Linked DNA regions of Homo sapiens: region 1 is linked to region 2. A link is a contact called in ENCODE Hi-C or POLR2A ChIA-PET data. All regions are on one chromosome and are shown on one strand. Each heading gives the region's core, a stretch centred on a gene start or an enhancer-like site at or near the end of the contact. The rest is flanking DNA. Distances are from core to core; before and after follow the strand shown.

Region 1 (4,853 bases), core at 1,819-4,318, 200 kb before region 2:
GAACCAGGTTCCTCCCAGATCATTACTCTGAAACCCCTATGATCTTGCTCTTGTCTCCACAGTCAAGGTTGGGTTGTTCTGAGTTCCACCTTGTAGGAAGGGGAAAGAACATGGAGGAGTCTTATGTCCCAGAGCTGAATATGACACACACTTTGCTCACATTCCACTGGCAGGGAATTAGTTCCTTGATCATGTCTAACAGCAAGAGAGACTTGAAAATATGTTAGCAGCCATGTGCCCACATATCTGTTACCACAAAAGAAAACAAGAATGGATTGGGGTTAACTGCCAGCCCCGCAGTCTTAGCCACATTAACCATTATAGAACCCATTTTACATAGGAGAGAAGTTAAGCTAAGAAAACTTGCCTTACATAACCAGTAAGTGACAGAGCAAGGATTTGAACCTCAACTTCAATACTCACTTCCACATGCTCCATAAGGTAGACTTCTATTGCTCCTCCATGTATGTATTTATCCTTCTTCCCAATTCCAGCTCTTGAAATGACCTCATCCACCATTAGCAACATATATGCCATAAGTTACTATCTACTCTGGCAGTTGCCTGGTACCCTGCAAGGATAGCCAGCTTCTGGCTTAACTCCCAACCACAACTTTATTTTCTGCTCTCTAGGGGAGGAGGTGTTGAAGAAAGGATTGAGATGATTATCCCAGTCTGGCACACAGAAAGAGGTCTGTGTAGTAATATCCAGCTAAAAAGGCAGTTACTTGACAACTGCAGGGGAAATCAGGTGGCAAACTGAGGACAGAAGCAGAGAGAAAATGTGTGGCACCTGGAGGAACAGAGAAAATGTAAAGATGAAGATGGAAAGCTACTAACAATCAATAATAAAAGAGGCTGAAATGGAAAATTAAGGACATAGAACAGACTGGGTGAATTTAGGTCATTTCTGATGTAATGTGTCCAGCATTTCTCTTAAACAATTTTTATTTACTAATTTGAATTAGCAGTACATTTCCAAAATGAACAAAGGTTTAAAAGGAAACACTCTCTCCCCTACCCTATGCCCCAGGCACCCATTTCCTCTCACCAAGGTACAAAATATTATCAATTTCTTGGATATCCTCCTGGACATATTTTATGCATAAGAAGCAAATACAGGCATGTCTTGTGTAAGTATTTTTTCTCCCCTCTTTTATTGACCAATTTTCTACACCTTAATTTTTTTCACTTAAAATATCTTGGAGATCTTTCAAGGTGTATATATAAAGATAGTATCCTCCTTTATTAAAGAGTACTCTTTTTTATGGCTATATCATATTTCATTATATGAATATGCATAACTTATTTAAATAATCACTTATTGAGATATCTAGACTGTTTTCAATCTTCCACTATTACAAACAAGGCTGCAATATGCAATCTTGTGAACATCTCATTCTCTATGTATGTGACTAAACCTATAGGATAAATTCCTAGCACTGGCTTTAATAAGTCAAAGCATATAGATGTTCATAAGAATATTTCCAAATAACCCTTCATAAGATAGTACCAATTTATTTTCCCACCAGTCATATATGAGAGCACCTGTCTCTTCACATTCTTGCCAACACAGTGTGTTGTTAATTTTTTGTCATTGCCAATCTAATACATGAAAAATGGATGTCTGTATATGTTTAAACAACATTCGTGTTCCATTTTCTATGGACTTTTTTGCACATTTTTTATTGGGCTATTGGTCTTTTTCTTATGGATTTTTAGGAGTTCTTTACTTACAAAGAAAATTAGCTAGCTTTTGTCTATTAAATGAGTTCCAAATAGTTTCCGTTTTTATAATTGTCTAGTGACTTTTTATGATGGGTTTTGCATTGCAGAAAAGCATTCCTTTTATTCACTCTCTGAAGCATCTCACTAAATTGGGAGATGCTCATAAAATAAGCCAAACTTTCCTAGATTGCAGGAGGCAGCATGAACTGGGGAAAACTTCACTTTTGAGGGTTTCCTCTCCTGTTTGATCCCACCCTTAATTACTCCCTGGTAATGATATTGTCACAGAACTCAGCCCACTGAATAAATTAATATCACTAACCATGACTTCCAGCAGTAACAGAGTGCAAAGGAAGCCAAGTTTCCTGCCCTTTGGCTTCCCAGCTAAGTCAGAGAGGAAAATAATGTTCTGAAAATCCCCAGAGAATGTTGTTGACACATCAGCTTTCATTTTTCCTGCACCTACTTCCTCCATAAAATTCAATTATAAAAGTCCTTCCTAGGTAGTCATTCAATGAATGGCACTGGGCTGAAGAAGAATAGACCTGTGGGTGGGTTACTAAATGGATGGGAAGAGAAAATAAAGAAAAGGAGTAAATGAATAACAGGAGAAATCACACTGCAAGTAAGGGGCATTTCACAACAGGAATGAAATTGCTTCTGCCACAAGCAGGCAAACAAATTTCTTCACACAAGGAAGGAGGGAGCATATTTCAGAAGGCCAAACATAAGTCTTGGCAGTGAATTTCAGGACCCCAGGGATTGTGACAATAGGAGGGAGGAGTGATGCCCCTTTTTGAAGGTCTAGGAAGATAGGTAGACAGCAATTCTCTAAAATCACCAAGAAAATTCTCTAAGGCAGCTTTGGAGAAGATGCTGGTTTCTTCTGCATTTTTCAGCCTGATCCATGGCATCCCCAACCTTCAGCCTCAGCTGAAAGCATCCCCAACCTTCAGCCTCAGCTGCTCAGCATCTGAGCGAATTCTGACTCTGCCTTAGTGGACATTGAAAGCCCTTTCCCATCCTATGGCAAGTGAGTAGTCTAGACCTCTGGAATTATACTCCTGCCTCTCTCTGCATTTCCCCTTCTCTCATGCATCCCTTTCCCTCCATCCCACAGTACTGTGATCTGCAGCACCCGGCAGGGCAGCCCTTCCCAACCCTGGGCTTCTGCCTGACTTCCTGACTCTCACTCAGCCGCCTGCTCTTGCTGGAGCCTTGCCCTGAACTTCAGCCTCCTTGGCAAGGGCCCTGACAGCCCAGCTGGCCCACAGCCACCATCCTGTTCCTCTCAGCAAGCAGCCAGAGTCCTGTTTCAACACGGATAGTCCTCCCCACCCCGCTTCCTCTGCTGTCCCCCTCTTCCTGACCAACTGAACATTTCCATTATCCAGCGTTCAGCTTTTCCCCTGCTGCATTCCCCTCCCTCCACTAGGTGGGAACCCATGGATATCTACACTGGCTACATCAAGCCCAGATTCCCCACACATACACACCAGTTTGACCAGCCTTAAACCAATATGTACCTTTATTTAACTTATGTAATAAGAAGTCCAGAGATAGGAAGATTCCAGGGTTGGTTAATTTCATGGCTCTCAAGTGTCATTAAGGACCTAGAGTCTTTCACCTTTCTGCTCCGCCATCCCCACCACAATGCCTACTCTTTTCACAAGTTGAGTTCTGCAGCTCTCAGTGACCATGGTGGGCTGAAGTTGGTTCCCAGAGGCTCCTGAGAGCCAATTGCTAAATATTTAGGAGTTTTGCCAGTCAGTTGTAGAGCTTGAAATTGGCCATAATGGGAGAATTTACACCACAGAAATGGAAACAGACAAATGCTACAAATCAGGGCTTTTCATTTTTTGGCGAGGGTGTTAGCAGCGGATTAATGCTGCATCACATCTTCATACGATAACATTTAGAAACAAAAAGGGTCTATTTCTCAAATATATCTTTTTTTTTTAAGAGCAGAGAAACTTTTTCTGAAAACCTCATAGAAAATCCACCACCCCCACTCTCACCCTCCCAACTTCCTTGGCCTGATTATGTCACATGCCCACGTTTTAACCAAAGATTGACAAATGAACAGGATGACAACAATTTCCCTAAAGTATGGGCACCTGATACCTGAAAATCAGGGTTTTCTTAGCTGGAAATAGGGTAGGAGGTAGTGTTTGTGTGAGGAATCCACAGGATTTGTCTCATGCACATACACACATTCTGCCACATGATTGAGAGCTTCTCTCTCTGCCCTGGCCCACCGTGGAGGTTTCAGCAGGTTTACAGGGCAAAAAGGATTAAATGTTAGCCAGGAAGAGAATTATGTTAATTCTGTTTTTTAGTTTGTCTGTTTGTTTTTAGAGATGGAGTCTCACAGTGTTTTGCAGGCTGGACTTGAACTACTGGATTCAAACAGTCCTCCTGTCTCAGCCTCCTGAGTAGCTGGGACTAAAGGCACGTGCCACCATGCCCAGCCACATTAATTTTTTTTTTTTTTTTTTTTTTGAGACGGAGTCTCACCCTGTCGCCAGGCTGGAGTGCAGTGGCACGATCTCGGCTCACTGCAACCTCCTCCTCTCAGGTTCAAGCGATTATTCTGCCTCAGCTTCATGAGTAGCTGGGACTACCGGCACACACCACCATGCTCGGCTAATTTTTGTATTTTTAGTAGAAACCAGGTTTCACCATGTTGGCCAGGATGGTCTCAATCTCTTGACCTCGTGATCCGCCCACCTTGGCCTCCCAAAGTGCTGGCATTACAGGCGTGAGCCACGGCGCCCAGCCTGCCTCATTAATTTTTATGTGTTGACATACTATTTCAAGTAAGTTAAATAAATACAAGACTAGATCTCATTAAGCAGTTTACTCAAAATTAATTTTTCTCTATTCAGGCTTAATCTAATCCTGATTTTCTCTCTGGCTGGAGTAGACTGTAAAGTTGGAATGCACCTGAATCTTTTTTGGGAGCCAGTTTCTTCAACGGCTTGTCTGAAATTGCAAAACTTTCAAGGGTATTGTGAGGTATCAGACTCTATGCCATCTGTCTTCAATGGCTCCAAGGAAGGGACCCCAAAACTGCTCTTTGATAATTCCAAGAAAGTGTCCAAATTGCACTTCTCTGCATCCCAT
Region 2 (4,520 bases), core at 704-3,203:
TGTTAAGTGTTCTCATAAAAAAATGCTAACTCAAGGCCAGGCGCGGTGGCTCACGCATGTAATCCCAGCACTTCGGGAGGCCCAGGCGGGCGGATCACCTGAGGTCGGGAGTTCCAGACCAGCCTGACCAACATGGAGAAACCCCGTCTCTACTAAAAATACAAAATTAGCCGGGCGTGGTGGCGCATGCCTGTAATCCCAGCTAGTCGGGAGGCTGAGGCAGGAGAATCGCTTGAACCCGAGGGTGGGAGGTGGGGGCGGAGGTTGCAGTGAGCCGAGATCACGCCATTGCCTTCCAGCCTGGGCAACAAGAGCGAAACTCTGTCTCAAAAAAGAAAAAAAAAATGCTAACTCAGCCGGCGCGGTGAGTCACGCCTGTAATCCCAGCACTTTGGGGGGCCCAGGCGAGCGCATCACCTGAGGTCAGGAATTCGAGACCAGCCTGGCCAACATGGCGAAATCCCCTTTCTACTAAAAATTAGCTGGGCGTGGTGGCACGCGCCCGTCATCCCAGCTACTCGGGAGGCTGAGACAGGAGAATCTCTTGAACCTGAGAAGCAGAAATTCCAGTGAGCCGAGATCATGCCACTGCACTCTAGCCTGGGTGACAGAGCAAGACTCTCAAAAAAAAAGGTAACTCTGTGAGGTAATGTAACAATGTATACATTACTTCAAACGATCATGTTGTATACACAATAAATGCAGACAATAAACAATTTTTAAAAAGATATTTTTCTAAGGAAATAGAAATTATCGAAATAGGTAATCTACTCAATTAACCTAAATTGTAAAACATTATAAAACACAGAGAACTGTTATAATTCATTCTCATCTATTCATTTAACTTAGGTTAGCTTAGTTTTCAATCACTACATATTCTTAAACGGAGTGAAATTAGTCACATTCCATTTATCTTCCAAATTTATCAACGTTTATTAAGATTTATTTCAAGAATAATTTGTACAGGGCCTAATTAAATTATGAACCAAGAAAGTTAGTCTTAAATGACCCCTCAATCCCTTTTCCCTGCACTTTGCTCTCTTAATCTCCTCGCCCATCAAAACTGCTTCAAGAAAAAGTTCTGATAAATTTCTTGTACTAAGGGTAAGTAAGAATGGTAAATTCCCGTGTTAAGTTCCCGCCCTTTTTGGAACGAGGCATTTTGGAACAGAAAGTGTTTTCTGGTGCCCTGAAGTCACACGATAAACCTACTTGCCTATGGGTAATCCTGTGAAGTGAATAAAGCGTCCAGGACATGCATTTAAATACGCAATTTATTTTAGTTATATAAATGGCGTTGGTTTAGGTGCAGGGTACAAACTTATTTAGAAATCATCGATTTGTTAACTGCGTTTGGCATGGGAATTTGGAAAGAGTTCGCCCGGGTTAAGACACCAATGGATAAAACACTTGTCAATCCAGGAGAAAAGGCATCTCAAGAATGGAAAGACTTGCTGGCCCAGGCTCCCTCGGGGAGCTCTAGGTGTAGAAAATGCGCGCTCTCCGTTACTTCTCGGTTACTTTGCCCAGCACAAAGGACGACGCGAATACCAACAGACTGGACGAGTCGGTGACTACAGTTTGCATTAAGAGGCGGCGCCTTTTGGGTTTCGGAGGGTTCCACTGGAACCCACGAGGGTCAGGAACACCGACGCGCGGATTCCGCCCACCAGACAGCCTGGGGAAGCGAGCCTGAAGGCGCGGCGCAGCTAGAGAGAAGAACCTCGGCAGACATGCCGCCCAGAGGCAGCTAAGGGGCCCGTGGGCAGGGCCTGCGCTCCGGCTGCGATGCAGGCCGGCTAGAGGCCGGCGCCGAGGACCCGGCGCGCGGCGGCCCCGCCCCCTCGGCTCCCCTCGCCCCGCCCCCTAGGCCCGCCCCTTCCCGGGCCGCGCACCCGCGCGCCCCGCCCGCGGGCGGAAGCTGGAGCGAGGCTGAACGCCTGACGTCAAGGCGACATCGCCAAACCTCGCCCAGATTCAGGCGTGTAAACCAGCCGGAGCGGCGCGGCAGCGGCAGGACCGCCGTGGCGCCTAGAGTAGCGACCCGGGGGGAGCGCGGGGCGACGCTGGCTGCAGGGACCCGGTGACAGCGTGAGAGGTTCGCAGAGTGAGTGCGTGGCCGCTGAGGGAAGCCGCGGCGGCGGCCGCGCGGGGCCGGGCGCCGGCTGAGGGGAGCGGGTGGGGTGCGGCGAGGCGCGGGCCGGGCGCGGCGGTCAGGGGCCCCGGCGGCGGCAGCCCCTCGGCGCGCGGCAGGTGGCGCGAGGGCCAGGCGCCGGGCCCGCGAGCGCGCTGCCTTGCGGGCCGGCGAGGAGGAGCAGCCGCCGCCGCCGCGGGAGAACAGCGCGCTTTGCGGAAGGGGTCAAATGTCTGAAATATGGCGGAGGAAGTGAGAGCCCGAGGACCCCCCCACCCGCCCGCTCTCTTCAGCCCGCGTCCGCCGCAGCTTCTCCCGCCGCCCTCCTTTCCCCGCCGGCTCCCCCGAAGACTCGCTCCCCGCCCCGAGCCCCCTCGCTTGTCGCCTGGGTTCCCTCCGTGGTATGGGTGGAAGTTAGAACGGAAACCAGAAAGTTGTCCTTTGCGAAGACCTAGCTTCTCCCAGCCCCGAGCTAGGGCGAGGAGCCTTCGGGGGAAACCACTCCCAGGCGCCCCGCGGGCTTGAGCCTGACAGCGAAAAAGTTTGCCTGAAACGGGGCTTGCTTGCTCCATTTGTTGCGGGAAGTGGCAGGAGGAAGGCAGCGGAGAGAGCCCCACTTAGTCTGGCAGCAGCCACCGTGTAGAGAAAAACTGTTAAAGGGGCCTTTCCCTTCGTCAGCAAGAGGAAATCTCTTTCTCTTAGAGGGAGAGAAAATCCAGGAAGTTTGTCCTCTTCTCTTTTTCGCCATCTCGAGGTGTCTAATCCTAAAACTATCAGCGCCATGAATTTTATTTAAAACTACGCCCAGTGAACCGGGCTCTCCGGATTTTTCTTCTGAAAAACACTGATGTCTTTTGGAGAAAAGATCATTTTTGCAAGTTAAAGCAGATGGTTTCCTTCCCCTTCGCTTTCCCCCCTCTCCCACTCTCTTTAATAGTTTAGAAAAACATTTTGGCCCTGTAACTTCTGATTGGTATGAATAGAAGCAGTTCTGTGTTGCAGTAAGGGGAAATCACATTTTTACGGGGTAGAAAGTTGACACTAAATGAAGATTGTGATTTTAGTATTTTAAAATTAATTCCGTCTAATTGGATTTTGGTTTTGCAGGCAGCATCTCATATATGTCGAGTACTTAACAATTTAAAGCTCTGACTTGTAAATTTATTTTTCAGCTCTCTTTTTTCGTAATTAGAATACTGTTTGGACTTGCTCAACAAGACCTTATCTTAACAAAAAGTAACTTATAGAAAAGGGAGACATTCATTTAACTTCAAGCCCATATTATTCTTAAAAGCTGACTCTTGAAATAGTATTTATTGAGTCATAGTGGAGTCATGGGACTTTTTAAGGGCCGGAAGGGACTATTTAGATCATCCAGTCCCACCCTGTCATTTTATGGAGGAGGAAACTGAGGCCTAGATAAGATAACCAGTTAGTGGGTCCACTGACCTTTAGGACAGTAGTCTATCCGTAAGAGACAACATGGAGAAAGAAATACAACGTTTTTATAGTGAATTATCATCTTACAAAGAATATTCTTCCCATATCGCACTTTTAAAAAGTGGGTACCTTAGTCAAATAGGAGAAAAAACCACTTGAGTAGTTTCATCCTCAGGTTTTAGGTGAGGAAACTGATACTCAGATTAAATAACTTTAAGCACACAGAGCCTGAATGATAGTCTTATTTGAGCTCATCTGTGCTTTTAATGTGTACTACGTTAGGTGTTTTCACTTGCATTTCCTTTAGTCTTATTTGAGCTCATCTGTGCTTTTAATGTGTACTACGTTAGGTGTTTTCACTTGCATTTCCTTGTTTGACGTTGACAATAAATCGTGAAGCTGCCTTATCTAAGGAAGTCCTAAAGTAAATCATTGGAACACATGTAGCCAGTTTGTTGTTTTTAATATGCCAGGTATCAAAATATAACTGAAGAACCAATGCTAAACTGACTTAATTTTAAAATGTTGTATGGGGCATGAAAATGATTGCTCTGGCTGGGCGTGGTGGTTTACGCCTGTAATCCCAGCACTTTGGGAGGCCGAGCCGAGGAAGGCGGATCATTTGAGGTGAAGAGTTCGAGAACAGCCTGGGCAACATGGTGAAACCCCGTCTTTACTAAAAATACAAAACATAGCCGGGTGTAGTGGCACGCGCCTGCAATCCCAGCTATTCGGGAGGCTGAGGCACGAGAATATGAACCTGGGAGGTTCACATTGAATGAACCAGCTTGAACCTGGGAGGCGGAGGGTGCAGTGAGCCGAGACTGCACTACTGTACTGCAGCCTGGGTGACAGAGCTAGACCTGTCTTAAAAAAAAAAAAAAAAAAAGGAGATAAGAAAATGATTGCTCTGCTCTCTTTTACATTCTCCCCTCACCCACGACCG

Evidence for each region. Hi-C counts contacts between places; a loop is a spot of excess contacts on that map. ChIA-PET counts read pairs that join two places held with the same protein, here RNA polymerase II (POLR2A). Pooled maps may share reads with other maps.
Region 1: a map of heart left ventricle shows a loop between it and region 2 (7-fold over the local background). The contact joins the enhancer-like site here to the promoter of RAP1B in region 2. A Hi-C loop is called at or near these places in 19 of 168 maps with a recorded cell type or tissue (IMR-90, MCF 10A, Right ventricle myocardium inferior and 8 more) and 22 of 50 pooled maps. POLR2A ChIA-PET finds 5 or more read pairs at or near these places in 11 of 52 experiments (A673, BJ, Caco-2 and 7 more).

Annotation. Positions count from the first base shown.
Region 1 is chr12:68,403,310-68,408,162 of GRCh38, forward strand. No RefSeq gene overlaps it. Among named protein-coding and RNA genes, the nearest start is that of LINC02384, 46 kb to the right of the region's middle. Within about 2 kb of position 3,069, at least 24 of the 41 ENCODE cell types and tissues checked have a DNase peak (open chromatin) inside an H3K27ac peak, as active enhancers do; they include heart left ventricle, heart right ventricle, psoas muscle and 1 more, where a contact is called at or near this core.
Region 2 is chr12:68,608,946-68,613,465 of GRCh38, forward strand. It overlaps RAP1B (RAP1B, member of RAS oncogene family), which reads left to right and starts at 1,954. Exons shown (of 8, transcript NM_001010942.3): 1 at 1,954-2,098. RefSeq lists a silencer at 1,811-2,270.